Linked DNA regions of Homo sapiens: region 2 is linked to region 1. Evidence: chromatin loops called from intact Hi-C (ENCODE). Cell type or tissue: adrenal gland. All regions are shown on one strand. Links, peaks and the distances in the headings refer to the core of each region. The heading gives the core; the rest is flanking DNA.

What was found. A loop is a pair of places that touch in the nucleus more often than their neighbours do. Peaks named below come from ENCODE experiments on the same cell type or tissue, not always from the same donor. Only the 100,000 strongest peaks of a DNase experiment are listed, where the experiment ranks them.
Region 2: a loop joins it to region 1, with 2.2 times the contacts of the local background. A loop is called at or near these places in 2 of 110 quality-filtered maps.

Annotation. Positions count from the first base shown.
Region 1 is chr17:37,188,437-37,204,532 of GRCh38, reverse strand. It overlaps ACACA (acetyl-CoA carboxylase alpha), which reads left to right. Exons shown (of 56, transcript NM_198834.3): 34 at 4,050-4,106; 35 at 4,350-4,394; 36 at 11,118-11,159; 37 at 12,228-12,443; 38 at 13,258-13,413; 39 at 16,053-16,096. Among named protein-coding and RNA genes, the nearest start is that of SNORA90, 48 kb to the left of the region's middle. In adrenal gland, for the core only: no CTCF peak of the experiment used is centred there; no DNase peak of the experiment used is centred there.
Region 2 is chr17:37,231,603-37,247,698 of GRCh38, reverse strand. ACACA (acetyl-CoA carboxylase alpha) reads left to right here. Exons shown (of 56, transcript NM_198834.3): 19 at 723-873; 20 at 2,485-2,619; 21 at 2,965-3,111; 22 at 4,140-4,328; 23 at 5,646-5,746; 24 at 7,135-7,223; 25 at 12,600-12,724. SNORA90 (small nucleolar RNA, H/ACA box 90) reads right to left here and starts at 2,898; the gene lies at 2,724-2,898. In adrenal gland, for the core only: CTCF peaks have their summits at 7,571 and 7,781 (motif pointing right); no DNase peak of the experiment used is centred there; H3K27ac peaks cover 528 bases.

The DNA.
Region 1 (16,096 bases), core at 5,332-13,331:
AAAATTCTACCTAAATTTTTTATTTGCATCTTACCACGATTCCATGGGGTTAGATAAGTCAGGAATTGTTCCAGTTGTACACATGGGCAAAAGCTGGAGCTCAGAGAAATTAAGACCCCTAGGTCACCAGCTAGAAGATGATAGAGCAAATACTAGAACTTAAGGATTTGATGCCAGGTATAGGGGGCACAGATCTAGGTACTTTAGTAAATAATACATTCTTAGCCCTGAAGATGCTTATAGTCTAGTTGAGGGGACAGGATAGGCATGCTTAAAACAATAATCTACAGTTATATTTCATTATGATATGTGATAGATAGCAAAGTGTCCTCTTAAACTGCCCTTGATGGCAAGACCCATGTGTTCTCTTGGAGTGGACAGCACTTAGCCCATGGACTTCTTGCAGAGAAAGAACTCAGTAGATGTTTTCAAAATTTAATTCAGTGGTGTAGACAGTTCGTACCATTGGCATTCACATCATGTAATGCCAATGGTAGATATCTAGGGGAAAAAATGGTAAATTTGTGATGACTATGAGTCTTAGTACTTATTCCATGACGGTGTTGTAGCACTTAAACTAACTATGAGATTGCAGTGGTCAGTATGAGGAAAAGGTGCTTCCAGAGAAGTGAAAGTAGGGGATATGCCTAGGGCTTTTTCTGTAGACAGAAATTTACCTTCCTTCTTGCCCTTGGCCAGTGACCACATAAAATTAACCTAAAGCCAGTGATCAAGGTAATCTTTGCTGGAAGAGTTTTTTTGTTTTGTTTTGTTTTGTTTTGTTTTTTTGAGATGGAGTTTCACTCTTGTTGCCCAGGCTGGAGTGCAATGGTGCGATCTCAGCTCACAGCAACCCCCGCCTCCTGGGTTCAAGTGATTCTCCTGCCTCAGACTCCTGAGTAGCTGGGATTACAGACATGCGCCACCACACCCGGCTAATTTTTGTATTTTAGTAGAGATGGGGTTTCTGCATGTTGGTCAGGCTGGTCTTAAACTCCCAACCTCAGGTGATCTGCCTGCCTCGGCCTCCCAAAGTGCTGGGATTACAAGCGTGAGCCACTGCGCCCGGCCTGGAAGAGTCTTAATATTATATGTGGCTGCTGCTGCTGCTGCTTCATGAAATAATCTGTGAAAGTTTCTTCCTAGGTTTTGAGGCACTAATTGCCCATGTTTGAGTATTTTTCCATAATTTGACCACAACTTGACACTTCTTGTTGCCCTCAAATCTAAGTGTCATACTTATCAACGCATGTTGATCTACAAAGACATTTTCAGCCAGGCGCAGTGGCTCACGCCTGTAATCCCAACACTTTGGGAGGCCAAGGCGGGCAGATCACAAGGTCAGGAGTTCAAGACCAGCCTGGCCAATATGGTGAAACCCCGTCTCTACTGAAAATACAAAAATTAGCCAGGTGTGGTGGCGGGCGCCTGTAGCGCCAGCTACTCGGGTGGCTAAGGCAAGAGAATCGCTTGAACCTGGGGGCGGAGGTTGCTGTGAGCCGAGATTGCACCACTGCACTCCAGCCTGGCGACAGAACAAGACTCCATCTCAATTAAAAAAAAAAAAAAAGCATTTTCTTCATATTCGCTACATATGTTTGTAACATTAATGAGAAATAAGAAATTACCCTTTTCCTTGACTAGGTGTGGAAACTAAGGCACAGAGAAATCCAATATCTTTGCCTAAGGCTATTTAGAAAGGTAAGGGTAGACTGTGCTGACACTCTAAGCATAGAGAAGCTATTTACTGCATCAGGTACTGTGCTTATCCAGGGACATTTGGCATTTTCATCTCCTTGTTAAAATATATGTGTGTGTGTATATATATATATATATATATATATATATATATATATATATATATGAAAGAAAAGGAAAGAAAAGCAATTTAAGAAAAAAACAAAAGATAAAGTGGCAACTAGTTTTGTTTTTCACTTCATGATCATGCTCCTAGCAGTTTAGAAAAAGTTTTTTTTTTTAAGGCACACATTAAACTATCAAATAGGTTGATCCAAATTGTCCAAATAATCTTCTAGTCCCAGCATGTCTTTTTTTCTCTCATAGAAATTAGGATCATATATTTGTAAATGACTTGTGGAGGAGATTGAAGCAGTCAGTGTAAATGGAGTTTCTCCAGGTGCTGATGCCTAATCGCTGGGTAATAGCTGTGGACTTGCTGTGAGACCTGCATTATTACAATGTAATCAGAATCCTGTTGCTCTGCTGTTATTGTCAGCCACTTGTGGAATTTTAAAAGCAATAACAATTTTGATTTTAAATCATGGCATTATTAAAGTTATTTTCTTCCCTTGCCAGAACATAGCTACTGATGCTTGTCTTTGAAGGACTTGACTGTAGTGGAATCTTTGTTGATGTCAGAAGAAGTATTTCTGTTCCTGGCCACACTGAGAAACCCCTCCTTTCCTTCGACACATTTTTTTCATATTGTTGTGTCAATACTTGGTTATTTACAGCAAGGTGTGTGATGGCAGTACAAATAATTTTTTAATGCAGTTAAACCAAAATTTATTTATATTTGGCCTGATAATTTATTATTTTATTATTTGCTTATAGAAAATTAATTTTTCCAGTTATCTTTTGTTTATGCTGTTAATAAAATTAATTTTATTACTCAGCAATGCCATCGCAGAATTGAAGAAATTGGAAGAAATAACCCAAGAATGTGCTTCCTTATAAGGGGAAGACAATTTAAATTTTAAAAAATATATAATATCATGAATGTTAAGAACTGGCCTATAAACATATCTCTTGGTTGGAGTTATAGCAAGAAATGTGGTCAAACTAAAGTCTGGATGTAGGCTGTGAAAGTCCACATTACTTTTCTATTTGTACTATTCATATGTTTTCTCAGGTCATTCAACTGGTGGGGTTGCTTTTCTGCTTGCTGTTATAATCCTTCTTTGTTGGGGACCTCTAAACACATGTCTTTTACTTAATTCATTAATTTGTTTCTTTGTCCCTGCCTTTTGAAGCAAGTGAACAGTATAGGGAAGAGGAAGGCTTTAGGTCCAGATGCCCAAGACTCGTATAAGTGGCTGTCTTGAAACTACTGGTGTCTGTTGACTTCTTTTTTTTTTTTTGAGACAGTCTCATTCTGTCACCCAGGCTGGAGTACAGTGATGCAATCTCGGCAACCTCTGCCTCCTTGGTTCAAACGATTTTCATGCCTCATTCTCTCAAGTAGCTGGGATTACAGGAATGTGCCACCACACTTGGCTCATTTTTTTCTATTTTTAGTAGAGACAGGGTTTTGCCATGTTGGCCAGGCTGGTCTCAAACTCCCGGCCTCAAGTGATCTGCCCATCTTGGCCCCACAAAGTGTTGGGATTACAGGCGTGAGCCACCACTCCCAGCCTTCTGTTGACTTCTAATATACTAGTCGCCTATGCCTAGTGGAGATATGAATAGTTCCTAAATTTAAAGGCCTATTAAATATTGCTTTTAACAATTTTAAAAGAGAGAGTTTTTAAAAAATGCCTTCATGTAAGGTAAGGGGGGACTGTTGTATCAAAACTGAAAGGTTACAATTTGTTAGACTGAATTCTAGGGATGCTGTATCTGATGGTAGGTAACATCTACAATCTAAACAGTTTAGGACCTGTGTTTTATGTTTTATGGAAAGTCCTTCTTTTCTCTCTACCTAATTTCATTTAGCATCTTTATCAATATTAATGTTTACATTTGAATACATGCCCAACAGTATGATTTCTATAAGCAGAAATTGTGTCATGGCCTACCTTTATGTAAATCAGTTCTGAGGTAATTTAGTTGACTTCATATCACCCTTTCTCCTCCACAAAGTTCTCTTTCAGTTTTGTCCAAATCAATATAAAATTTATTTCGTAAGACTTAGTCCTAGGAGCCAGATTGAAATTTGTTCACTTGCAAGTTTGAAGGTACTAAGCTAAGATAAGGATATCCAAAAAGGATGTTTAACTCCACCAAAGCCTTACAAGGGCCGAATGGGATAAAATTTAGAATGAATGGAAATCTCATCTATCTTCTGTTTTACATGTTTTTGCTCCTAGAAAGCTACCCTGGTTGACCATGGGATCCGGCGCCTTACTTTCCTGGTTGCACAAAAGGTACTGACATGTGAATTGTACCTCTTTAATATTTCTTATGCTGCTGCTACAACTTAATAAAAATGGGATTGTAATCTTATACTTACTAATAGGATTTATGCAGAGAAATAACCACTTTTCTGTAAGTTTCATTTTTAAAAAACATTAGTTTAACTCATCATCTTTTACTCAATTTCTTTTTGATTTTGTTACTAATTGCCAACTTCTGCTGTCTTTCCTTCCTTTCTCTCTTTTATTTGAAAGGATTTCAGAAAGCAGGTCAACTATGAGGTGGATCGGAGATTTCATGTAAGTAAAATGAACAATAATGAAAGATTACTTACTGTTTTATTTGTCTGCCACTGATTATTTAACCAGAATATATGTTAGAAGGGCTGGACTGATATTTGATCCTTCTTCTTTTAGAAATTATTATAATAAATATTCAGTTCTCTGTAATCCCAGCACTTTGGGAGGCTGAGTCAGGAAAATTGCTTGAGCCCACAAGTTTGAGATGAGCCTGGGCAACATAATGAGACCCAGTCCTCTATTAATTAAAAAAAAATTTTTTTTAATTCTTATATCAAGTGTTCCAGCTAAAGGTTTTCTTCTTTTTTTTTTTAACCCTATAATGAATTCTCAATATATCTCTGAGAAATAGTTAAGAATGAACATAAGCATTTATCCAGATAAATAAGGTAGAAACAAGCTAACTAGTAATTTCTTCTGTGCTTATAGTGAATCAATAATCAAGGACAGCCAGTTGCATTTTGTGGTCTTGGATTCTTTATTGAGAAGTCTCAATTCTAAAGAACAATGATTTATTATTTAAAATGCCTTGATAGAGCCAAGTTGCTATTTTTTGTCTTATGTTAATCGTAGGAACAGGAAATAAGTAAAAATTAAACACTCTGTTGCTTATTCTCCCATTTAACTGAATTAACTGTTAATATTTATGAGATTAAAATTTTTATTGAAAAGAGAATTAAGTTAATAGCCTGGCATCCAAACTATGGTATACCCGTATGATCATACCCAGTACAGTGACAACAGTAAGGCCAGAAATCCAGTTTGGAATCAATATGTTGTTTTCAAAATGACTGATTATAATCAAAATATTTCATAAAAATTGATTCTAATGTAGCTAACTAAGATTCTAGAGGATGTTAAGAAGTCTTTTTTTTCTTTTCTTTCTTTTTTTTTTTTTTGAGAGAGTGTCTTGCTTAGTCGCCCAGGCTGGAGTGCAGTGGCGCAATCTCAGCTCACTGCAACCTCCGCCTCCTGGGTTGCAGCAATTCTCCTGCCTCAGCCTCCCAAGTAGCTGGGATTGCAGGCATGTGCCACCACACCCAGCTGATTTTTGTATTTTTAGTAGAGACAGGGGTTCACCATGTTAGCCAGGCTGGTCTCGAACTCCTGACCTCAGGTGATCTGCCCGCCTCAGCCTCCCAAAGTGCTGAGATTACAGGCATGAGCCACTGTGCCCAGCCTGTTTGGTTTGGTTTTAGCAATTAAGATAATTTGGTTGTTAAGCCTTGCTTGTTTGCAACAATGAAGATGGCACTTGAGATTCTGGAAAGGACTTTCTAAACTCAAGGACCTATGTGTGATTGCTTTTATTACCTTTTTGTTTATTAGGTTTTCAAGACTTGACATTTTGTTTTCCTTCATACAGTTCACCTTGTTGGTCTAGTCTATAGAGAAACAAGAGAGCTAAGATTTTCTGAAATGCTTTAGGAAATGTTGTGGACTGCATGACTCCCCTGTGTTATTGATGTCAGGAAATCAAGCAGAGTGTAGATATATGTCAATCAATAACTTTAGATAGGAAACGGAGTCAGTGGAGAAGTATGAGGAGCTTAAAAAGAACCCTAGGGCTTTAGGAAGAAAAATCAGGAGCTTAGAGAATAAAATTGATACTTTGGGATAGAATATGAAAGCCCATGGATAAACACTGTGGCTGGTAGATGCTGATCAGAACTAAGGTAGACATGCCAGAGCCAGGCCCTGGATTTTAGAAGAGTATTGTGCTAGGTTCTTAAATGTTACTGTGCTTTTTATCACCGACTTTAGAATAACAGCATATTCTAGGGAATAACACTAAATTTGTAAAATTGTTTTCCTTTTTGCTAATGGATTAGATGGAATCTTCACATCTATAGCACACTAACTGGTTTCTATAATAAATACACTGATCAACTAAAACTGTTCACTAAAATTTTTAGCAAACCAAAGTGATTAGTTCTCACTGACATTTTCTCATATATGTAACACATAAAAAAACCCTTTCTTATCTCTGAATCTATAGTGTATAGTTATAAATATGCCCTAGTATTAAGAGTATACTTAACAGCTTTAAAACATTTTTTTCTCTCTGCTGTCCTGATATTTCTGGATCTAGGTTTAATAGGGACATGTATAGGCAAAATCGGCTAGAAAATGAGGCCAGCAGGGGGTCTTCCGTGACAATCATTGTCTGATTCCTATTTATAGTGGCATCAAGTGGGAAATCACTTAAATTATCAAGTGACTTGATTTGTCATGAGTGTAGGAAAAGCTGCTTTAGAGCATAGAGAACATTAAGGTTTAAGTGAGGACTGCATTTGCTCTGAAGAATTGAATGGCAGAGGAGTTGGGGTGTTTTTATGTTAGTCCCTTTAAAAATGATAAGTGATTTTGCAAGGTGCAAGGGCAACTATTAAACCGAACTCCATCCAGAATCTATTATACAATCCAGGATCTACACTAGCCAGGAAGCGTTGGCAGAAACTGTACAAATCTGGGGGTCACTGTCGTGGTGCTGCTGTGAGTTCTTTTGCTGATGGTAGCTTGACATTCATGAAGGATGCTTATTTAGCCTCTGTCATGTCATCTGATTGTGCTTGCCCCATAGTTAGTGTACTGTGAAAAAGAGGAAGCTTTCTGGGAGTGTCAGAGATGAATCCCTTGATCTCTCTGGCTTCTTGATAATCCACTGTGATGTATGCAGCCTCCCCTGTCCAATGCTGTGGAATCCCTATATTATTGAATGGAAGAGAGAATTTGCACTTGAGGGAGCAAGGAGAGGAGGAAGTTTACCAAGTTTGATTCAAGCACATTGGTTAGTGGAATAAAGCAAGCTGTGCTGTTATATAGTTGTTGGTCTTTCAAATTGCCTCAGAACCAGAATAAGACAAATGAGGGCCAGAGTAGAGGTTGCTAGAGAGCTGTGTATATTGTTAGGTACTGATTTGGATGACAGTGATTGCTATAAGCATTTACAATACTTCGTAGTTTAGCCACAGTTGTCCCAGATAGCTGCCCACAGCTTTAAAACATTTTTAGGGTGTCTGTTGCCACCCTAGTCCGTTGACACTGCATGGAGATTATTTCTGTGACAGCAGTCTTCACCAGTGTTAAGGAGGCTGGGAGTTGACTCTGTTTCCATAACCATCTAATTAAATCAAGTGCCCATAATGGAATTTGAATAACTGCCTAACTTTGATATTTAAACAGAAACTTTGAGGAAAAACAAGTCTCTTTTTGTAAATATATTCTACTTGTTAAGAAAAAATAAAGTAGATCATGATGTTCATCTGAAAATAAAAAATAAAAGAAAAAAATGGACAAGATGTTAAAAAAAAGAAAAAAGATCAAAGTCTTGAATGGAAAAGAGGCTTCTTGAATTTCTGCAGCTATCTAAACTGCAACTCCACAGTTTTCTGTTAGTTAAAACTTATTGACTCACTCTGTCTTAGTTTCACTCACATTTTAGGTCTGGAATTCCAAAATATTTAGCAGAAAGTGCTGTCTAATTGGGATATAATATTATGCTTTTTTTTTTTTAAGCTTTCCATATTTTTTTCAGCAAAGTTTGGCTAAGGACATCGGAATACAAATTTTCAGGACTTCTTCTTATCCCCCATTAAGTCCTAAAACCATGATAAGATTCTAAATCAAACAGTTTTACATCTGTTAATAAAATGTTACCTTTTGTTCTTGTAAAATTTCATGAGATTTAAAAAAAAGGTCTACATATCTCCCGAGAGAGAGTTGTTGTTTTATGACTATTGTGTGATTCCCACTTTAAAATGAAATGTTTTGGATTATTTGGACCTTGAAGGAAGAGCTCACTATATGAGCAGTTATCATAATTAGTAGTTCTTTTTTTCTTTTTTTTTTTAAGATAGTTCTGTTTGGTAGTGGACCAACTATTAGTTTTCAGAAGGGTTGGTTTGGATTTTTGTTTTAATTACAGTCTATATAATTAGTTCTCAGCATGTTGAGGTAAAAGAGAATTGTACCAGCAAGCTCCCAATTTCTTCATCTCATTAGGTTTTTAACACGATTATTAGTATCATAATCAGCTATGATGTTTTTTGTTGCAGGTTTTCACATTCTCTGATTTGCGGGGTGTCTTGATTGGCTAATTTGGGCAAATTATTTTGATTGTCTTGATGATGGTTGGCTGATTAGAACACAGCAAGGGCATAATTTCTTCCTGTGAAACGTTGCATTCTTTTGTTTTTTGGTACCAGAATACTAAGAGGGTTTTTCTTTGTGTACATTCAATTATGATATTTGCCCATGACACTAGTAGAATACTTGGAAAGCAAATACATTGATGATGGAATAAGCATGAATGCTTTCAGTGGAAAAACTGGCAGTATGAGGATGAGATAGGATAAAAGAATTTACTAAAACTGTAGGATCAGACTTTTAGATTTCTTCTTTTCTGTGTTTTCTGTGATTCTGTGGTTTTTGAGTGCCAAAAGAGATTACTTTTTGTAAGAGTCTTCAGACTTCCATGTCACTGAAGAATTGCTTAGTAGTTCCACTTTTCCATTGCACAGAGGTTCTTGCCATCTCTTGTTCTGAATGTTTAATACTTAAATTGAGGATTTTACCGGGGAGTTACAAATTTACTCAGAAGTTTAAAAAAAAAAAGTTGTTTATATGATCTCATGACAACTTTTCTTAGCTAACCTTAATGAAAGTGGTTTTTCTAATTGGTAGTCATTGCCCACCTCTGCCAAGAATTAGTCAGTTTCTTCATTATTTGTATTAAAGGCATTTCCATTCAAACTGCTTTATATGCCTTTCAGTTACTACAAATTTTCTTAATTGGTTTAGTGGAAAAGAAAGCATTTTTTATTACTGTTTTGTTTTTGAAAGGAAATGGTTTTGATCCTATAAATGTACATAATTAAATAAATGGCATCCTAAACAAACATTTTAATTAATTAGCTAATAATAGTTAAGGCGGAATAGAAAAGTGTGTGCGTAAAATATCATATTATCACTTTCCTTGACTTTTCTTTCAGAGAGTTCCATGGAAAGATTTTGTCATTCTTCCTTTTTTGACATTTGTTACTTTTTAGGTAATGCTCTGAAAGCTGTACCTCACTAGAATAAAACCAAAACTAGGTTATATAAAACCATGAGCATGATATTTATCGACACCTCAGCTGAATGCATCTTACTTAACCTTGAAGTCAGTCCTATGTGCTTCACTCTCATAACGGGTGGGGGGGGTGTCAGAGAATTATTTAGAACAAAACTTGAGGAGAAGTTCAGTCCTGTGTAAAATCCACTTTAAAAAGGCTTTTAAAAAAGGATTTCCCTGAGGTTGGTAAATGAGCTCCTAGGAACCTTTTAAATGCAGTCTTACAGTTAAAATACCAAGGAAAAGATAAAAAGATTTATTAACTGTGCAAGCTTTAGTTAAGGTGAGAGTGAGGTGTAACACTTATGGAACGTATTCAAGAAATTTTCAGGAAATTCAAGAACCACAGGTTTACAGCATGAGTTTTGCTTTGTTTGCTTTCTGCTTTTTAAATTTAAAGTCTTAATTTCTGTGTTTTTGTCTCATCAAAGAGAAATCCTCTAAATGAGGAATTTAGATTATAATAAAAAGAGAAAGGTAATACTCTGCCCTTGAGAGATCAGAGGGCATGGGCTCTGGCACTAGAGAGACCCAAGTTTATCTTCCAGCTCTGTGATTCTGAGCATATACTTGAGCCAAGGCTTCTGCAAGATGAGGGTCACAATATCTACCCCTAGAGGTTGTTGAGAGCATCAGATAGGACAACACATGAGAGTACCTGCCACCAGAAGATTTTCAGTCCATGTTTCCTTCACATTTCCTAAAGCTCATTGAGGATGTGTAGGCAGCTAGTCCCGGTCTCTCTGCCTTGTACTGATAAGTGTTTGATTATATTGCACTCATAATGAAGAAGATGCCTAATGAAACCTCCTATAGAGGCAAATAGTAATGATTTGATTCCAGCACTGCCAGTAGAGCTTCCCATCCGAGAAACAGGGGTATTTGGCATTGGTAAGTTAAATTTCAGAAACTAATGAACTCTGCTAATTGAATTCATCTTTGTTAATTAATAAGGTTCTAGTAAATTGGGTTTTTTTTTGTATAATGCCCTACAAAAAAGCAGGAAGACCTAATGATTACAAGTTCACTAGTTCTAACCTTATTCTTTCCTATACATATAGTGGTAGTGACCAAGGTAGAATCTTATATTTTTCTTCATCTTCAAATGTTATCATTTAAACCCTTGACATTATTGACTTGAGAATAAATGTGAAAATCATGGACTGAGCACTCTATACTGTCTGAGTAGTTTATATTTTAAGAGTTTCTTAAAGAGTAACTTGGGAAATCAGTCCATTAACTACTATTGCAGTGACTGTGGCACAAGGGTATATTGGTTTTATTTGCTGGGTTGTGCCAAGAGCAATACCTAGCAAAAAAATTTTTTTCACTTGGGAGATTTAAAAAATTCATACATTTTTTTTCCCCTGGGAGAGGGTAGATACTAAAATTAGGTTTATAATGTGGTGATTCTCAAATTTGGAAATGGGGTCAAAGTGATGGTTATGCGGAGGATCATTCATATATATTTCCTGGACTAAGCTTAGGTAAGAAGCATGTTTTTCTAGAAAACTGTCTTCTAAATGCTTAACTGTTTCTATACTGTTTGTTCTCAAAGAGCCATGTCTATGAACTACTGACACATTTTTCCCCCTTCTTTAATACAGAGAGAATTCCCTAAATTTTTTACATTCCGAGCAAGGGATAAGGTAAGGATTGATTTCTTTCCTATTTAAAAAAAAAAATTACTTTTTCTTAAAAGCCCAAGAGCGGCTTATCTTTGCCATACGTTCTTCTTGCCATTCTTTTTTCTCTTATTGAACTTGTGCTTCCTGTTGCCTTACATGTGTCTTAGAACTAAAGCCAATTCCTTTCTGAAAGGGTTTGGTTTGGGAAACAACCAAATGTATTGAGCTACTCAACGAAGGTGATACCTTTCCAAATCATCCTTGTCCTGTAGAATGATCCTAATGATGTGATATTAAAGGACCATTCTTGTTATCTACAAATAGTTCACTGATACTCAACTCTACTTTATGTGAATTTGTTTTTCAATTTTAAAATACAAAACTTCAGACCATGTTGCTTTCTTCCTGTTACCGGCTTATATATTTGACTCTCTCTCTCCATTCACTCAATTGACATGTATTCCAGAAAAATACTTTAGTTTCACTGAAACATACAGTACATATACAGTAAATACAGTAAAGTTATATACTAATACAACTTTTAAAAAACATATATAAGTAATTATATATCTATGGATATAGTGTTCCAAAGCCAAATATCTCTTTAATTAAAAAATTGTATGATGTTTCTTTGTTGAGTATTTATTATGTCCTTTGTACTTATCATAAGTGAGAAAATTTTTAGATTAGTTGGGTAAGCTCAAAACATTGGCATGTGAAGTAGATATTAATGTGAAGCAGCCTGTAATTAATATAAAAATGAATTATATAAAGACATTAAATGTTGTAGGAGTTCTAAGGAAATTGAGGATTTTTTGTTTGTTTTTCATGTATATCATCACCACTTGTAAAATCATAAATGATGAAAGTTTAGGAATATCATCCTATAAAGTACCTATATAATAGGTACTTTAGTGCCTAATCTTATGTAAGCTGTAGCATTAGCCTTGAATGTAGCTCATTTTTGTTGCTCATTAGCACATCATAGCTTATGTTTCTATTTTCAGGCATCTCTTTTACATTCACATTCATAGTATAATTTTGTAACTGCCTCTTGTGAGCTGTTTTTTCTCTGATTCTTGTACTCAGTTTGAGGAGGATCGTATCTATCGTCATCTGGAGCCTGCTCTGGCTTTCCAGTTAGAGCTGAACCGGATGAGAAATTTTGACCTCACTGCCATTCCATGTGCTAATCACAAGATGCACCTGTATCTCGGGGCAGCCAAGGTGGAAGTGGGCACAGAAGTGACAGACTACAGGTTCTTTGTTCGTGCAATCATCAGGCATTCTGATCTGGTCACCAAGGTGGGTGCTGTACTTTAATGGGATGTTATCCCTGAGGGAAGGGACAGAATAATAGATATGATTCAAAATTAGGTATTATGCTTCTGCTGAGAGAGAACATAAAAAAAAGATCAGGTTTTCATTTTTTGAATCAAGGTTCTTGTTCTATTTCAATGTTTACAAAAGTAAATATTTCATATAATAAAGGCTTTTTTTTTTTTACAAAGCAGAAAGTGCATCTGAAAAAAAATAAAAAATGAAGGCTCTTTTTCCACTTTAATTTGATTTTTCTTGGTAGCAGAAGCATAATAACACTCAAGAAAAGAAAAAGCATACAAACAGAAAAATCACAGGAAGAATTGGGTGATGGTAGAGCATAAGGAGATAAGTTAGGAAAGAGGTGATCCCATTGTACACCTGTCTAGAAGTATGGGTAGTGTCTGTATATAGCAAGGCACTTCCTGATGTGTTCATTATTATTATATCCCATAGCCGTACCCTTTCTTCAGCTTTTCCTTTCTAAATAGCTCTGTTTGGCATATGTGAAATATCATCCTATTGAACTTACAGCTATGGGGATGCCCAGTATTTCTACCTCTTGGAAGGGAATGATGCACTAAAAGTAAGGAGGAAGGGCTGACATGGACTCTTTATCTGGCCCTTTCCTGCCCCTGCTCCCTGTGGTTACTGGACTGACTCTAGGGAGAAAGATAAACAATCTCTTCACCAAGTGCCTTATGATTCATGATATACTGCTGCTTAAGTGATTATAATAGCCATTTCTTTATTGCCTCTTTTAAACTACATTAATGTTGATTATTTTCTTCCTGTATAGGAAGCTTCTTTTGAATATCTGCAAAATGAAGGGGAGCGGCTACTCCTGGAAGCCATGGATGAGTTGGAAGTTGCTTTTAACAATACAAATGTCCGCACTGACTGTAACCACATCTTCCTCAACTTTGTGCCCACGGTTATCATGGACCCATCAAAGGTACATTTCTCCTTAGCTTCTCTCCCAGCACTAGCAAGCATAAGCACAGAAGTTCATTCATATTTATCTCACTTGGACTTGGAAACAGGTACTCCTTGTTCAGGCTGTTGAGCCCTTAATCTGTAAAGTTTATAGAATGTTTATAAGATTGAGTTTCTGGGACAGTGTCAAAAATTTGATATAGCCATTGAAAAAACAGTTCTCAAAACTGAAGGTTTTGGTGTTAGCTTGCTGGTCACTTATAAGCAGTACAAAAACATGAAAACATTTTCTTTTGTTGGTACCTATTTTATATTTGCCATAATAGTGGTCCTGTTTTGTATTATTCCCTACTATTTCTCATCTGGAATTATTAATTTTACTGTTACTAAGCATTTTGGCTAAATTACTGCTTCTGTGCACTAAATGTTAATCACCTGGTGGCCTTAGTGAGATAATGCACCTTCTCAAAGTGTCTAACCTATCTCTCTTTAGTGTTTTTCCACAGGGAGAGAATTTGGCTGATAAGGAATTTCTCATGTATTATGTATATTTTCTTCCCTGAGGGTCTATTCTGAAATGCATTCTATATAATTTAAGGAAGAAAAACAAGGTGATTTTGTACTTGACCTTTTATCCCAAGTGTAATAAAGACAGGCTGCTCTCTGTTTCTGCTCCCTCTAACGCTTTCTTTCTTTCTTTTTTTTTTTGTTGAGACAGAGTCTCGCTCTGTTGCCCAGGCTGAAGCAGTGGCACCATCTCAGCTCATTGCAACCTCCACCTCCCAGGTTCAAGAGACTGTCATGCTTCAGCCTCCCCGAGTAGCAGGGACTATAGGCATGTGCCACCACGCCCGGCTAATTTTTGTATTTTTAGTAGAAACGGGGTTTCACCATGTTAGTCAGGCTGGTCTCCAACTCCTGACCTCAAGTAATCTGCCTGCCTCAGCCTCCCAAAGTGCTGGGATTACAGGTGTGAGCCACCGTGCCTGGCCCCTTCTAACTCTTTCTATCATGATACTGTGGAATTTGGATAGGAGAACCAGTATCTCCCTTTTTCAAGATCAGCTGTAGGCATGAATTTTTGCTGCTGCTGCTGCTTTTTTTTTTTTCTTTTTCTTTTTTTTCTTACAGAAACAGGGTCTTGCTATGTTGCCCAGGCTAGTCTTGAACTCCTGGCCTCAAGCGATCCTCCTGCCTCAGACTCCCAAAGTGCTGGGATTACAGGCATGAGTCATCATGCCTGGTAGACTTTTGCTTCTTGAACTTAGTATCTGAGATCTGAGAAGTAGTTTTCTACCTTTTTCCCTTAAAAATTCCAAGCTAATGATGGGTTGCTTTAGTTTGTAAGGAACGCCAAGGACAGGGCTACTCATTTGACTCAAATCTCATCATCTAGTTTAAGCAAAACTTCTCCTAAGCATTCTGGGACTAATAAGCTGGGAAACTTAAAACATGGCATGGACACTGTACAGCTGTATTTTTTTTTAGATTTGGCTTACCTTTTCTCTGAGTTTTTCAGATCAGCCTCTGCTTTCATTCTAACCACCCATATACACTGGCTCTGCTTTTCTAATGATAGATAGCTGCCAATTTTCTGTACATAAAGATTGTTGGCTTTTGTTCCCTCAAGAAAAGAATGGGTAAATATCTCTTGGTTAACAAGCAAGTATGATAATAGAGAGGTTAACTCCCTGAAATTCATTCTAACTTAAAATTTTGTGGTGCAGAAACAAACTGCAAGGGTGGCACATGCTACTAAAGAACCACAAGAGAAAGGGAATGTAAGATATTCTTGAGATTTTCTAAGAAGTTGAGGAAGCATTTTAGAAAGATACTTCATTTAAGGATACATTAAGTTCGAATAGCATGTTCTAGCTGCATTATGTTCTGTGCAGCCATGTTGGGGAAAAAAAGTTTTGCTTTAGCATGTAAATAACAAGAAATCATGTCTAAGGCCATTTAGTTAAAATAACTGTCCTACCCCTAAAAACTAAGAGCATTAAGCTGCCTTGGTATAAACTTAGAGAAATGTGGGAACATCTGCCCCATCTTATTAAATCCTAGGTGGACTTAGCAGTGGCCAAGCTTCAGAGCTCTGTTTAGAGAGAATGTTCTAGCACCACCTACAAATTGCCTTTCTTTAATTTGTGCAATTTACCAAGAGACATATATTATAAAGTTTAATAAAACTGTATGAAAAAAAGCTCATGGTGGTAATTGCTGTGTTGATTTAAAGTCCTGTAAGTGCAGTGAAACATAGTTACCATGCATATAAATGCTACTTAATAGCTATTTAACTAGAGATTTTATTCTTATTTGGGGCTTCCTCTTAAATCCCATGGCTTGTAATTTTAGATACTGCAGATCTTTGATATAGAATATGAATATAATTGGGAAAGGGGAAGGAGTTGCAGAGATTTGGGTGTTATTATCGAGAGAAAACCACTCAAATGCCAGGCCAGCATGAAATTGTCCCTGACTTGTTCCAAGAAAGAATAGTTTGGGGAGAAACTATCTGACCACTTTTTGTAAGGTGTGCATCTCCACAAACCAACCTCTTTTTTTTTTTACCCCTTCTTTCTCAAATATGAGCAGACCTGAAACAGGTCTTAGTTAGAAGATATTTAAGTTTTGTGCTTGGTGATGTGTCTGTGTCAGATTGAGGAATCCGTGCGGAGCATGGTAATGCGGTATGGAAGTCG
Region 2 (16,096 bases), core at 3,593-11,592, 45 kb before region 1:
TACTGTTTTTCTTTAAATACATTCACAAATGTGGCTGGGCGCGGTGGCTCACGCCTGTAATCCCAGCACTTTGGGAGGCCGAGGCAGGTGGATCACCTGAGGCTGGGAGTTCAAGACCGGTGTGGCCAATGTGGTGAAACCCTGTCTCTACTAAAAATACAAAATTAACCAGATGTGGTGGCTTATGCCTGTAGTCCCAGCTACTTGGGAGGCAGAGGCAGGAGAATCACGTGAACCTGGGAGGTGGAGGTTGCGGTGAGCCGAGATCACGCCATTGCACTCCAGTCTGGGCAACAAGAGCAAAACTCCGTATCAAAAAAAAAAGAAATTCACAAATGTTCAACACCAGTTATGGTGTTATGAGAATGAAATAAATTAACATGTTGAAAATGTGTAGAACATTGCCACAACATAGCTAGGCTTCAAGAAATGTTAGCTATTACGTCATCAATATCTTTGTGTGTGTTTTTTTAAATGGTGGTACCTGTTATTTTTAATAGTCATGTGGTATTCCATTATATGATTATACTATATTTAATCTGATCCTTATTGAAGGAAATTTATGTTAATTGACATTGTAAACAAATATGCAGTGAATATGTCTGTGTGTGTGTATAATAAAGTTTTCAGGATTTTTTTTCTTTGAAGGTTGACATTCTCTACCATTCTCCTTTACATCCTGAGGTGCTTTCTTAGCTTACATACTTCCACTTGTCTCCTAGATATCGCATCACAATTGGCAATAAAACCTGTGTGTTTGAGAAGGAAAATGACCCATCGGTGATGCGCTCACCTTCTGCTGGGAAGTTAATCCAGTACATTGTAGAAGATGGAGGTCATGTGTTTGCCGGCCAGTGCTATGCTGAGATTGAGGTCAGGGTGGTGAAAGGACTGTGGGATCATGGGAGGGGAAGGTAGGAAAAGGGTCGGCTGGGATGGACTAGGACTGAAAAGTTACAGAAAGGAGGCTGGGCACAGTGGCTTGTGCCTGTAATCCTACCACTTTGGGAGGCTGAGGCAGGAAGATCGCTTGAGCCCAGGAGTTCGAGACTAGCCTGGGCAAGATGGTGAGACCCCATCTCTATGAAAAATTAAAAAATTAGCGGCGTACAGTGGCACATGCCTGTAGACCCAGCCACTCTGGTGTCTAAGGCGGGAGGATCCCTTGAGCCCAGGAATTCAAGGCAGCAGTGAATGGAGATTGTACCACTGTACTGGAGTGGTACAATTTGTGGCCTGCGTCACAAATCAAGACCCTATTTCTAAAAAATTAAAAAAAAAGGTAACAGATTGGAAATAAGAATGAAAAAGAAACATCAGTTGGCTTAATTAGAAGTGCGAACCTTAAGATTTTTAAAACACATAGGCAAATGAGGAATCTCTAGTTCTAAAAATAGATACTAGGCAATAGCACTTGTTGAATGTTAGGTGTCCTAACTGCTGGCTATCCAGAGAAAATACATGGAGGTGGGGCACAAAACAGACAAGAAATGTCATGTGATTAATTTTAAGAGAGCTAAGCATAGAGTGCAGAGGGTCACCTAACCCAAATCAAGCTAAGCTTGTATGGGAAGATATTCTGAAAGAAGAGACATTTGATCTTAGTTTTGAAAGACAGATAGTGATAGAGCAGGTGAAGAAGGGCAGGGAAGAGTGCTTAAAGTTGAAGGAATAGCATGTACAAAGACAGAAGCAAGACAGCACAGTGTATTTAGGGAACTGCAAGTATGTGTTGGTGTGGCTTGAGAATAGACTAAGGTTTAATGGGGAGGGACAAGCAAAGGTGCTAAAGAAGTAATGTGAGATCTTGAATGTGAGGTTATGAAGGATCTTATAAACCATACTAGTAAGTTTTCACTATCCTGGAGGCAGCAGGTAATCTCTGAAAGATTTAAGTGGAAAAGTAGTATGATGAGATTTGGGGTCTAGGAAGATTGCTTTTCGTGACCTTGAGGGAGGTATGTAGCAAGTAGGGAGATCTCTTAGGGGGTCTTTGAAGTACTTTGGGCCAGAAATGAAGAAGGCGTAAACCGAAGAGTTGGCAAGAGAGGAAGATTTTTGAGAAAGGTTTAGAAGATATGTCTGGCTGGGTTGGTAATTGGTAGGTAAGGGAGAAAGAGGAGTGAAGAATGATCCTTAGGTTTTGGCCTGGTTGTCTTAGATTGGATTCACTGGTATGAGGATATTAAATTGTTCCTTACTTTCTAAGTACAAAACAAATATAATCACAAATTATGCCAAAATGGTTGTAAAAGTTAGAAAGGAGAAATGTCAATAACTGTTATTAATTCCTAAAGTGAGGTACTGAGAGATTTTCTAATTGCTTGCCTTGATAGTCCCTAGGAGATGATGGTAAATTCCCATTTTTTCTTGGTCAAATTAGGTGTGGTCCAACTTAGATGCTAAGGGAAAAATTTTAGTTCTTTTAAGCACTCATCTGTGTAAAGAGAGATAAATCTGAGTCTAGTTTATTTTTCACTATAGGTAATGAAGATGGTAATGACCTTAACAGCTGTGGAGTCTGGCTGTATCCATTACGTCAAGCGACCTGGAGCAGCTCTTGACCCTGGCTGTGTACTAGCCAAAATGCAACTGGACAACCCCAGCAAGGTTCAGCAGGTGAGTAGGAAGGTGCTCCGAATATTGCTCTCTAAGAGCTAAAGAACTTGGTGGTTTGGAGAGGCAAGTGATTTCAATGCTTGGTTTGCCAGTGTTTTCTTTAGCTTTGTCCCCTATTAATCTTATGCCTTGTATTTGTGCCTGTAGTATTATGGAACTAGAGTTTGCAAGAGTTACTGTAGTACTAAGATTCTGTAATTTCCTTATGATGTTTCCTCTATTGACTTCCCTCCTGGTAGCTGGGTATGATGTCTCGATTTTGAATGATAACTCTTAAGTGCAGTGGTGTGTTTGTACCTTAGATCAAAAGTAGTAGATGACTTGATCTCTTGTTGGGGTTGACAGGCTGAACTTCACACAGGTAGTCTGCCACGGATCCAGAGCACGGCACTCAGAGGCGAGAAACTCCATCGAGTGTTCCATTATGTCCTGGATAATCTGGTCAATGTAATGAATGGATACTGCCTTCCAGATCCTTTCTTTAGCAGCAAGGTATGTATCACGTCTCCTGGGGAAGGGATGTACAAATGGGATACCTATTCTCCAAAATAGTTCCAAGTCTCATAATGATTGTTTAAGAGGGAGGAAAAGAAAGCTGTTTGGCCTAGAACTCTTTCACCTTCAGTTGTGGGACTTGAGGTCTTTAAATCCATGTTTCTTATCCTTGTCATGGACTTCACATTTAATTGTGATTACTCCTTTTTTTTTTTCCTCGAGACGGAGTCTTGCTCTGTTGCCCAGGCTGGAGTGCAATGGCACAAACTCAGCTGACTGCAACCTCCACCTCCTGGGTTCAAGTGATTCTCCTGCCTCAACCTCCTGAGTAGTGGGGATTGTAGGCACGTGCCACCAGGCGCGGCTAATTTTTTTTTTTTTTTTTTAGTAGAGGTGGGGTTTCACCACGTTGGCCAGACTGGTCTTGAACTCCTGACTTTGTGATCTGCCCGCCTCGGCCTCCCAAAGTGCTGGGATTATAGGCGTGAGCCACTGTGCCCGCCCGTGATTAGTCCTTTTTAAACTGGAGAATAGGGGCAATGTTAGATGCTTACGTTGCAATTTCAAAGTACTCTATGATAGTTGGCTCACGCCTGTAATCTCACCACTTTGGGAAGCTGAGATGGAAAGATCGCTTGAGGCCAGGAGTTTGAGACCAGCCTGATCAACATAGCAAGACCCCATATCTATTGAAAATTATATAAATTTTTATTGAAAAGAAGTAGTATATGATAGTGAATTCAGATATAGTTGACTCTTGAACAATACAGGTTTGAACTGTGTGGGTCCACTTATATGTGGATTTTTTCAGCCAAACATGGATCAAAATTACAGTATTGATGAGATATGGAACCCACAACTATTTCTATACATGGGTTCCGTAGGGCTCAAGTATGTGCAGATTTTCATATATGAGTGGTGGTTCTGGAACCAATTTCCCACGTATACAGAATGACAACTATATATCTTTTTATTTGGGGGATTGTGTTAACTTGGGTCCTATTTTACCAATGCTTTCTTTCTAGGTAAAAGACTGGGTAGAGCGATTGATGAAAACCCTCAGAGATCCCTCCCTGCCTCTCCTAGAATTGCAAGATATTATGACCAGTGTGTCTGGCCGCATTCCCCCCAATGTGGAGAAGTCTATCAAGAAGGAAATGGCTCAGTATGCTAGCAACATCACATCAGTCCTCTGTCAGTTTCCCAGCCAGCAGGTATTTATAGGATAACACTATATTTTTTTCTGGCTACCAATGCCAGAGTTTATGTTGTAGGATTCCTTCCTATTTGGATCCTCCTTACTTTTTGGATGTTGTGCTTGTATACTTTTAAGCATTGTATTCCTCACAAAACTGCCTCAGGGTACAAACCCAACAGTGAAAGTACTGTATGTGAAGGATAAGTATCTGTAGTTATGAGAAAAGCACACTTGGATCATGTATACCTTATAGCTTTGTTCCTGGGGCTATTCCCTAATTAGAGGTATTTTCATGAATTGAAAATAGAGTGATATTAGTTGATTGATTGATTCATTCATTCACTCATTGATTTAGAGATGGAGTCTAGCTCTGTCACCAGGCTGGAGTGCAGTGGCTGATCTCGGCTCACTGCAACCCCTGCCTCCCGAGTTCAAGCAATTCTCCTGCCTCAGCCTCCTGAGTAGCTGGGATTACATTCACACGCTGCCATGCCAGCTAATTTTTGCATTTTTAGTAGTCACGGGTTTCACCATGTTGGCCAGGATGGTCTCGATCTCCTGACCTCGTGATCCGCCCACCTCGGCCTCCCAAAGTGCTGGGATTACAGGCGTGAGCCACCGTGCCCAGCTGTTTATTTATTTATTTATTTATTTTTGAGACAGGGTCTTGCTCTGTCGCCAAGGCTGGAGTGCAGTGGTGCGGTCATGGCTCGCTGTAGCCTTGACCCCATAGGCCCAATGGCTCATCCCACCTCAGTCTCCCAGGTAGCTGGGACTACAGATGTGCACCACTATGCCCAGCTAATTTTTAAAAAATTTTTATAGAGATGGGGGTCTCGTTATGTTGCCCAGGTTGGTATTGAACTCATGGGCTCAAGCTATCCTCCCTCCTTGGCCTCCCAAAGTGCTGAGGTTACAGGTGTGAGCCACCACACATGGCCTATTGGTAGTTTTATTTTCAGAGACATTCTTACTACCTTGGCAGCATCTTTACTCTTTACCCATAAAGCAGATGTATGTGTAGGGAATATAGGTAGATAAGTGGGGAGTGATGTTTGGATCTTGACCTTGAACAGATATTGGTAAGATGATAGTTTTTGTAATGTAGTCATTAATTCATCTGGGAAAGGGTGACAAGGGATGAAATCTGCTTGCTTATGTAGCGTGATTCTCTATATAGACTACGCCTGGTAACTTCCAGCTGCTGCCAACATGTGAGATAGGAACTGCCATGTTATAAGAAGAAGATTCCTACTGGTCGTGCTATAGAGGCTGATGCTTTGGGGCATTTTGTTGGGTTGGGCCTCATTTTTTTCCCTTTTTTATACCTTAGATTGCAAACATCCTAGATAGCCATGCAGCTACATTGAACCGGAAATCTGAACGGGAAGTCTTCTTTATGAATACTCAGAGCATTGTTCAGCTGGTACAGAGGTAGTAACTTGTAACTCCAGATTCCCAGACCTGTCCATACTCATGTCTTCCTTTCTTTCAAGTGGTCACAAAAAAATTTACCTCAGATTTGACTTCAAGAAATTGGAAAGCATCTTATATCTTAGAAAGTACCTTGTCTTTTCTAAATATCTTAGAATTGTGAGCTAACTCTCATGCTCAATATTTCTGACTTCTTAATATTCTACATTTTTTTCTGTCAATTATTTATTATTATTATTATTTTTTGAGACAGGATCTCACTCTGTTGCCCCGACTGGAGTGCAGTGGCTCAATCATGGCTCATTGCAGCCTCAACCTCCTGAGGCTCAGGTGATCCTCCTGTTTCAACCCCTCTGAATAGCTGGGACTATAGCTGTGCACCACCACATCCAGCTAATTTTTGTATTTTTAGAAGAGCTGGGGTTTTGCCATGTTGCCCAGGCTCATCTCAAACTCTTGGGCTCAAATGACCCACCCGCCTCGGCCTCCCAAACTGTTGGGATTACAGGCATGAGCCACTGCGTCCAGCCTGTCAATTAATAAGGCACAGAAATTTTGTTGTTTTCTTTTTCCTTGCCATTTTGATGAAGCTCCTAATTTTTCTTCTGTCACAGGGCCCAGTATGACATTTTTTCTTCTTAGCTTATGGAGCCTATTATATTAGGTTGGTGCAAAAGTAATTGTGGTTGTTGCTATTAATACTAAAGGGATATTCACAGAGCATATTTATTTATTTATTTATTTATTTATTTTTTTTGGAGACAGGGTCTCACACTGTCATCCAGGTTGTAGTACAGTAGCACAATCTCAGCTCACTGCAACCTCTGCCTCCCAGGCTCAAGCAATCCTCCCACCTCAGCCTCTTGAGTAGCTGGGACTACAGTCACATGCTACCATGCTTGGCTAATTTTTTTGTATTTTTTGTAGATAAGAGGTTTTGCCATATTGCCTAGGCTGGTCTGGAGCTCCTAGACTCAAGTGATCCTCCTGCCTTGGCCTCCCAAAGTTCTGGGATTGCAGATGTGAGCTAAGGCAACCGGCCTCACAGAACACTTTTAACTTTAAGATACTTATAAATTTTTCAGATATCTCAGCCATTTCAAGAGTATGGTAATAATTTCTACTTAGCAGTAGGAACTGAATCAAGGTGTTGGTAGGTGGGGCTATGCAGGATTTTGTTGTCTTCTTTATTAAAAAAGGTCTTGTCTATAGTGAGATTTCTTTTAGGCTTAGAATTTAAGTTAATTTTGTAGTTCATTTTAGGCTGTTCTTTATTCAGAGGGAAAGCAGTTCAGTGGAATGTCGTGGAGGTAAATTTGGCCTTTGGGTTTATTGCTTAATAGTGTTGGATTGTCAGGTTTTTCAGTGGAGACTTTCTATTTGCCTAGGTACCGAAGTGGCATCCGAGGCCACATGAAGGCTGTGGTGATGGATCTGCTCCGGCAGTACCTGCGAGTAGAGACACAATTCCAGAATGGTAAGCCTCTTCCTGAGGACTCTCTAGCTAAGAAAGCCTTGATTCTGATAACCAACCCAAACTATCCCTATAGGACTGTGTAAGAGCTAAGCCCCCTCCTGTCAACAACACTTCCCATTAATAAACAGTCTCCTATCACTACTCCCTTAAAAACTAAACCTCTATATCCACTAGCTCTAAAGAAAGAACAACGAAACACAGCTTGATGAAATTAGGAATCCAGTGTGCTTCTGAGAAAGGGCTGAAGTAATTTTTCTAATAGAGATTACCATTCCTGTTGATATCTTTTTGACCTTGTGTAGTGTAAGTTGGTTGAGTCATCACAGGCTGAAATTGAGAAACCCATATCTGAAGAGCTTGATTCTTGGCAGCTAATCCATGAATTGAACCAGAGGCATCTAGGAAGAGCAAGTTCAGGTTTTCCAATACTTTTTAGTATATCATTTAGGTAGACTTTATCCCTGGCTTTCTCTGAAGAGCTTCACTAAATGATAAATTGTCTCTTAAGTGTGAAATAACCTTGGCTAAAATTTTAAAGCTGTTTACTGCTGACATTGCTTCCTGCCACAAGATGGCAGTGAAACATCACAGAATTTGAAACATTATCTGAAATTTGAAACATTTTCCTTTATCTGCTCCTTTTCACTTCCTTTAAAAGCAGCCTATGCCACTCATGACCAGCAAAAATCCTCATGTAGATATCAGCAAACCGCATCCAATAACATACAAAATAATACATAACAACCAAGTTGGCTTTATCCCACGCATTCAAGGTTGATCAGTTTGGAGAAAGTCAATTAATATAATTTATCATGAAATAGATGAAAGGAGGAAAAACATGCTCATTATCTCAAGATAACAGGGTGTGGAGAGGGAGCATTTGACAGAATTTAACATCCATTCATGACAAACTCTTGGAAACTAGGAGTGAAATGGAACTTTTAAAATCTTGTAAAAGGGACCCACAAAAAAATCTGCAGGATACATCATGCATTATGGTAAAACGTTGAAAACATTATCTTTAAGATTAGGAATAAGACAAGGATGCCTGCTGTCACTACTTCTATTCAGCTTTATAGTGGATGTCCTAGCCAGTGCAGTAAGACAAGGAAAAGAATTAAAGGGTATAAGAGCTAGAAAGTAATAAAGCAATATATCTGCCATTATTAAATATGATAGGGTGTCTCTTTAGAAAGCCTCAAAGGATTCACAGATTGATTATTAAATTATTTAAAATCTAACATGATTGCTAAATACAAAAGTCAACATACAAAATTCAACAGTATTTGTTTACAGTAGAGCAATTGTTTAGAAAAGCAGTTCAGGAAAAAAAAAATTAAAATAGCAGGCTAGATGTAGTGGCTCATGCTTGTCATCTTAGCACTTTGGGAGGCCAGGACAGGAGGATTGCTTGAGGCCAGGAGTTTGAGACCAGCCTTGGCAATATAGTGAGACCCCATCTCTACAAAAAATTAAAAACAATTAGCCAGGCATGATGGCACATGCCTATAGTCCTACCTACTCAAGAGGCTGAAACAAGAGGATTGCCTGAGCCCAGGGATTCAAGGGTGCAGTGAGCTATGATTGTACCACTGCACTCAGCCCAGGCAACAGAGCAAGACCCTGTCTCTAAATAATTAATTAATTAGTTGATAAAATAGCAACCCAAAACATGAAATACTAAGGAGTAAATCTAACAAAAAATGTGCAAGCCTCTTTTGAGGAAAATTATAATCAAGAATATTATAATAGTAAAGAAGATTTAAATAAATTATCAAGGTCTTAAATTGGAATGTACACTATTAGGTGCCGATTCTTCCTAAATTCATCTGTAGATTGACATTTCAATAAAAATTCTGTTAGTGTATTTGTAATGCTAATTATAAAATTTCCATAAAAGACAAGTCTCACAATAACCAAGATACTTCCAAAGAAATACAAGGTGAAAAGATTTGCCTAATCAGATATCAAGATTTAATATAAAGCCATATTAATTAAGAAATTGTGAGATAGGTGTAGAGATAGATTTATAGATCAGTGGAACTTAATGACCCAGAAACAGATCCAGCCATATATGAAAACTTATTTTATGATAGAGGAGGCATTGTAGATCATGGGGAAAGGATAGATTTTTTTTTTTTCAATAAATGATACCAGCACAATGGGTTATTCATTTAAAAAAAAAAAAAGAGGAAAGAAAGAAATGGAATCCCTATCTTATGCCTATACACAAAAATCAATTCCCGATAAAGACTTAAATATGTACTAAAGAGGTGAAGCTGTTAAATGGTTAGGAGAATATCGTTATAACCTCAGGATAGGAAGATTTTGTTGTATAAGACACAGCAAGTACAAACTACAAAAGAAAAGATTGATTACTTAAACTCCACTCAAGAACTTCTGTTCATCAAAATACGTCATAAGGAGTCTGAAAAGCCTGTAATCCTAGCACTTTCGGAGGCCAAGGCCGGCAGATTGCTTGAGCCCAGGAGTTCGAGACCAGCCTGGGCAACATAGCAAGACCCCGTCTCTAAAAAAATACAAAAATTAGCCAGGTGTAGTGTTATGTGCCTGTAGTCCTAGCTTCTTGGGAGGCTCAGGTTGGAGGATTGCCTGAGCCTGGGGAGGTCGAGGCTGTAGTGAGCTGTGATTGCATCACTGCACTCCAGCCCCGTTGACAGAGCAGGACACAGTCTCCAAAAAAAGAGACTGAAAATATAAGCTACAAAGTGTGAGAAGATATTTACAAAATATATACCTAAAAAATAATTAGAAGTATCTAGAGAATTGGTATGAATCATCAAGTTAAAGACATCCTAATAGAGAAATGGGCAAAAGATATAGAAAGATATTTTACAGAAGAAGAAGTACAAATAATTTATAAACTTACACAAAGATGCTCAATCCCATTTGTAATTAGAGGCATATAAACCAAAACCACAATGAGAGTGGCAAAAATTTAAAAGTCACATCATCATCTTCATTGCTTCTGTACATGGAAGTACAAATTGGTATATACCACTTTGGTAACAGTTGGTCAGTACCTAATAAAGTTGAACTTATTTGTATTCTTTAACCTAGTAATTTTACTCCTAGAAAATATACTTTAGAGAAACTATTACACATGTTTACTAGGATACATATACAGGAGTATTTGTGACAGCACTGTTCATAATCTTAAAAAAGACAAGAAACAATCTAAATATACATAGGTAGAGTGGATCATTGAAGTCTGGTATATTCCTACCATGGATTACTATGCAGCAGTGAAAATGGATGCACCAAGGCATACACTGAACAAAAGGATGAATCTCAAAAATACAATGTTAAGGAAAAGAAATGGTACAGTGATTCCATTTTTTTCAGGTTCAAAAACCAGGAAAATTAAGCTATACATACATTGGTGATAAAAGTTAAGAAAAACAAAAGAATAATTAACATAAAATTCAGCTTAGTAGTTGTTTCTGAGGAGGGGTACGCAGGGGTCTTCAAAGATACTAGAGATGTTCTATTAAAATGTAATGGCTTTAAAATAACACATGGGTGTTTATTTCAACTGATACCATATATTCTATATATTCTTCTGTATATATATTTCATAATTAAACTGTTTTGTTTTGTTTTTTGTTTGGTGTGTGTTCTTTTTTTGTTGAGATGAAGTCTCACTCTGACACCCAAGCTGGAGTGCAGTGGTGCAATCTCTGCTCACTGCAACTTCTGCCTCCTGGGTTCAAGCAATTCTTCTGCCTCAGCCTGCTGTGTAGCTGGGATTATAGGTGTGTACCACCATGCCTGGCTAATTTTTGTATTTTTAGTAGAGATGGGGTTTCACCCTGTTGGCCAGCCTGGTCTCAAATGTCTGACCTCAAGTGATCCACCCGCCTTGGCTGCCCAAAGTGCTGGGATTACAAGGGTGAGCCACCGCACCCAGCCAATTAAGTGTTTTTAAAAAAGAGTGTCTTGGTATGCAGGATCTTCAAAGTAAAAAAAAAAAAAACAAGAAAGTATCATTGCTTTCTTTCTGTTAATGTCTCCCCTCACCCCGGGTAAATGTGTTCTTTTTATTTCCCCTGGTCCTATTGCCAAAGTTTATTTGTGTTGTCACTTCAAAGCTAAGTCTTGGTAGAGAAAAATATTAATGCAGAACAGCTAATTTTTAAACAGCTTCCCTTTTGGTCTAAATGTGTCTTTTATGAAATTGGCAGCTCTCTCGATATTGTAGTCCATTGTTTTTCAAATATAATTTTATTTGGAAAAAAATTGCTTATGTCAATCTCTAATATTTAGAATAATTAAAAGCCTGGTTACACTGGTCCAGTGTACTCAGTGTTCTAGGAAACCATGATAATGCAGTTTGAACGTCACTGTTCTGGTTTGTAACTTAACGTGGAATCTGAACTGAGGTGATAATCCTTTACTGTTTTCATGATTTCATAAAATTCTGACCCTTGAGAATATTCAAACACTAATTCCTCTTTACTTGGAAATTTAATTCTGAGGTAAGCTGTTTTCTAAAGAACTGAATATTACTTATATCCCATGGCAGATATCACTACAGTGTACCAGAGGCTTATGCTTCTGTTGTAAAACATAGCTTTCCTACTCAGAACTAACCTGCCCCTGGTGGCCTTAGGGAAGGCAAGTGAAAATATGCATAACTTTAGTCTCCCTACAGACCTTTTGACTTAATGCAAGGTTCTCCTTGATCTATACCTTGGGTTGGATTTGGCGTTCCTAGGCATTGCTTAGCTGTTTCAAGGACTAACAGAAGAAAATGTTGATTCCAGGGGTAGCAGTCACACTTCTCATGGATATTGCTAAGTTTGGTGTGGTTTTATTTTTTGAGCTAAAACTGTTCCTACTGATTAGGGTCAACTATTTTCTGCAAGTCAAACATGGAATCAGAATCTCAAGCTCTGGGGGAGACCTTAAAGATCATCAAGTTTAATGATATTTACATTTCTTTTTAAACAGAAATTTCTCGTCTAAAGAAATCATGAGAGAGTTTAGAGTAAGACTGGGGTTTGAGTTATTCCCAATCTTTCAGTCTTTAAGGTACACCCACCTCCCCAATTTTTAAAAAATTTAATGAAATTGAGGCCCAGAGAGGTAAAATGATTTTCCCAGGAGCACACAGTAAATTGCTAATAGAACTAGGCCTTGAACCCAGATCTTATATCCAAATTGCCTGACTCCTAGTCCAGTGTTCCTTTTACTAAATCACATTGCCAGTTTCTGTACAAATCCATCCAAGAAAATCCTTATGATGTTTCTTCTCACTGCTCGTCTCATAAATTATAGACAGTACAAAACAAATAGCATGTAAATGTGAACATTTATACATGGGTGAGAACCAGTTCTTTTCATGGTGTGCAGGTCACTATGACAAATGTGTATTCGCCCTCCGAGAAGAGAATAAAAGTGACATGAACACTGTACTGAACTACATCTTCTCTCACGCTCAAGTCACCAAGAAGAATCTTCTGGTCACAATGCTTATTGTGAGTACCATTTTTCAGAACTTGTAAAGACCGTCAATGATATGCAAAAAGTATTTTTTTCCTTTTGATGGCTATGGCCAGAGAAAAAAAACTACTGCCTTTTATAATTATGGGATGAATGGGGCTTGAGCTGTGGATTAACAGTTTCTCACATCTACCTTTGTCCTTGGTCTGAAGGAACCTGCTTTAGTGAGAAAATGACTCTTCTGGCCATTATGCATATACTCATTCACAGGAACTTATACCTCCTAACTCTGTTTAGAAATGCCTCGTGCTTCACCATTCCTGTGGTCATCATGACAGCAGCTTTAAAATTTCATCTTATTTAGCCAATATATTCTAATTTTAACTCTTGTTCCATAGATACAAGCAATGGCTCTCATGTCAAACTTGAAAAAAAATAAATAGAAATCCAGCACTCCCCCTCTCTGACCAGAGAAATTTAAATGTATTCTGCATCTTCATTGGTCCCTTTTTATTTATATTGAAAATCTAAGCTCGGATTATTGTATTGGTAGTAAATGTATGATTTTTTTCCCTATAACTTAGTAAAATAAGAATTAGTAGGAAGTAGGAATAGGGAGTGAGCCTGGTAAGTTTGATGAGAGCTAATGTGCATTCAGCCAGTGGGTGGAATTTTTGTGGGCTGAAGGATTTTTAAAGATGACTTGCAAGTCCTTCACTCCTAGCTCATTCTGGTTGAGTTAGTTGTAGGAATTAGTACAGTAGGACTACTCCTAGAGTCCCTCACCCCATGGTCCTGAGCATTTGCCTTGCTGCTGCATGCCTGTCTTTTTGGGGACTGTAGTGCCTTTTCACTCCTAGAGTTTTCTTTTTGTCTCTTTGTGGAATTGGGATTCTTGGTAAGTTAATTACATCATTTTTTCATGGAGGAAAAAAACATACATCTTCATGCTATTTTTTATTTCTTCAGAATGAAGGGAAACTATCTACCATACACCTCTGATTAACAAGAGTGCCACTCATTCAGTTATATGCCTAGCTGGTTAACTCTAAAGCGTATCACATTTTTTAGAATAGCCACTTTAAAAAATATGTAATTATAGGGAGAGTTCATTGCCTTTGCTACCCTAGAATAGCTAGATGGTAGGGAAACGAGAAAGATGCAGTTGAGAGGGAAAAATATATATGTTAGTACAATGTAATACTTCAACTTCCCCCAAGTGACAGGTTTCAGCTAAGAAATGATACAATCTATGGCAGCTTGCTAATTTTTTTTGTCAGTCAAAAGAAGGAAGAAAGACTATTTAGATGTTTTTTTTAATTTAATGAAAGGATTGTTAAATCTCATTTGGATAAAGCCAAGACTTTCTGTCAGAAAAGGGTAATGATGAGGAGGGTAGGAGAATCTGTCAGTTTGGACCTAGAATGGGGTGGAATTTGCCTTTATAGGAAGCTAATTATGGTGAGTTTTTCTTTTTATTGTGATTACGTTTTTAAGAACTTAACAGTTTTCTGCACTAAAAATAGACCAAAGCCTAGAATCCTTGGAGCAGCGGAAGAGTAATGATTGTCCAAGACTGTCGCTGGGTTTCTTAAATTCTAATTTGTAAGATATAGGGGCTCAGCTCGCTCCTTTTGCGGAGTGATTGTAAGTAACGCTTGCCTTAAGAATCTCATTATTGGAACACGGAGCCATATTTCCTCTGAGAATTCTGGAGTAGCTTTGAGCCAGGGCTGTTCATTTCTCAAGTAATCACGCTGGTGTGATGGAGAGAGAAAATGGCAGCTGTTCGGAGCTCAGGCCTTCAATTTTCTTCAGAGTCCAGTCACTCAAGTGTGTAATTACGCGGGGGGTGCTGCAGAGGCGTTGGGCCCTGTCAGAGAACTGGTTTGAGGCTTTGCTTTCTGCTTTTGCCAGTCAGGACAGGCAGAAGCCAATGGGACTCTGACTTTCCACGCTGTTCTTTTTTTCTCCCACCTTGTCATCCTGATTACTTCTTACCTGCATGGATAGTACCCAGACTTTCTTTCCAACAGGCTGAGCTCTTTAGGGAAAAGAGCTGTTTCAGAGTTTGAGTTTGGGTGAATAGGATGGAGGAGGAGGAGGACAAGGGGGATGGGAAGAGGAGGAGGAGGAGGAGGAGGATAAGGACGGTTGAACATGTGAACCAGGAAGCCAGATTTGTCCCTTTCTTTATTTTGGTGTCATTACATTTTTCTTTAAAAAAAAAACAAAAACAAAATGAGACCCAGTAAACGTAAGAGGATCTCTAAGCTTTCATGTCATTAATTTCTTTTCAAATATCAGTTGTTTTCATTTCATCTTAGAGATTTGGAAATCAAGAAGTTAATGATATGATCAAGCTCAGGGCCAGCTAGCAGTGACTTATGGAACATGGGTAAAAGCTCAAGACGGTGCTCTTTTCTGATCTGATGTTACTGAATGCCAGACATGTCTTCCTCTTTTCCTCTTTGACAACGCTTAGCTGTTCCCCCTTCCTTCTTCCTCTCCCTCCTCCTCTCCCACATCTGCATTAATGGTAGTAGCTGGTAAGAGCCATTTTGGTTGTTTGGATTATTCTTTCCTCGGATCTTAGTATCTTTTACAGATGTCACCTGCACATGGTAGCACTTTGACTCCCCCAGCTTGTGTTCTCTGCTGGTTCCCCTTTCTTTGCATATCTTGGCTTCCTGATTGATGGTTATGTGCCCAGTATTCCATTCTCTGCTTTCTAGAAGTAGGAATGTTGATAGTATGCTTTGCTGAGCTAGATGATGATTTCTGGGGCTTTTGAACCTACAGGGAGGGAGGTATCAAGAAACTCAGGCTTCCGTGAGTCAATGTCATGGGATATGCGTTGCTCTAGTAAAGAGGTACCTTCATCCTCTCCAGGTGTTAGCATAACCTGCCCAGTGGTAACTTGCCTCATGGACTCTCAAGCAGATTTCTGGTAATCTTTCACTCTGTCTGGAAAGCAAAGTATCAGGTAAAAGGCTAAAGTCCTATCAGGTTTCCTCCATTTAAAGGGACATTGTAACACAATTTAACACAAAGTCTGGAAGACCAATAGTACATTTATTTTTTGAAAGCTCTTCTTATTTCTTAAATTTAACTTTATAGGAAAAAGCTTAGAACTCAGAACATTGTTTATGTTTGCTTAGAGATATTTAAGGAACTCTTTAATCTTTAGCCAGATTAAGCTAATTGGTACAAATACAAAGTATCAACATCTTCATAGCTGTCTAGATGGCAATGTACATATCTTCTAGCCACCTTGATGGTAAGTAGTCTTCCCCTCACTACTTGTAACTTATTTTTGATACGGTCCACATGAACATGCTATAAACCATGCTTCTGTATGAGTAATGCCATGCCTATGAACCCCTGATTTGGTTTAGATGGGGAGA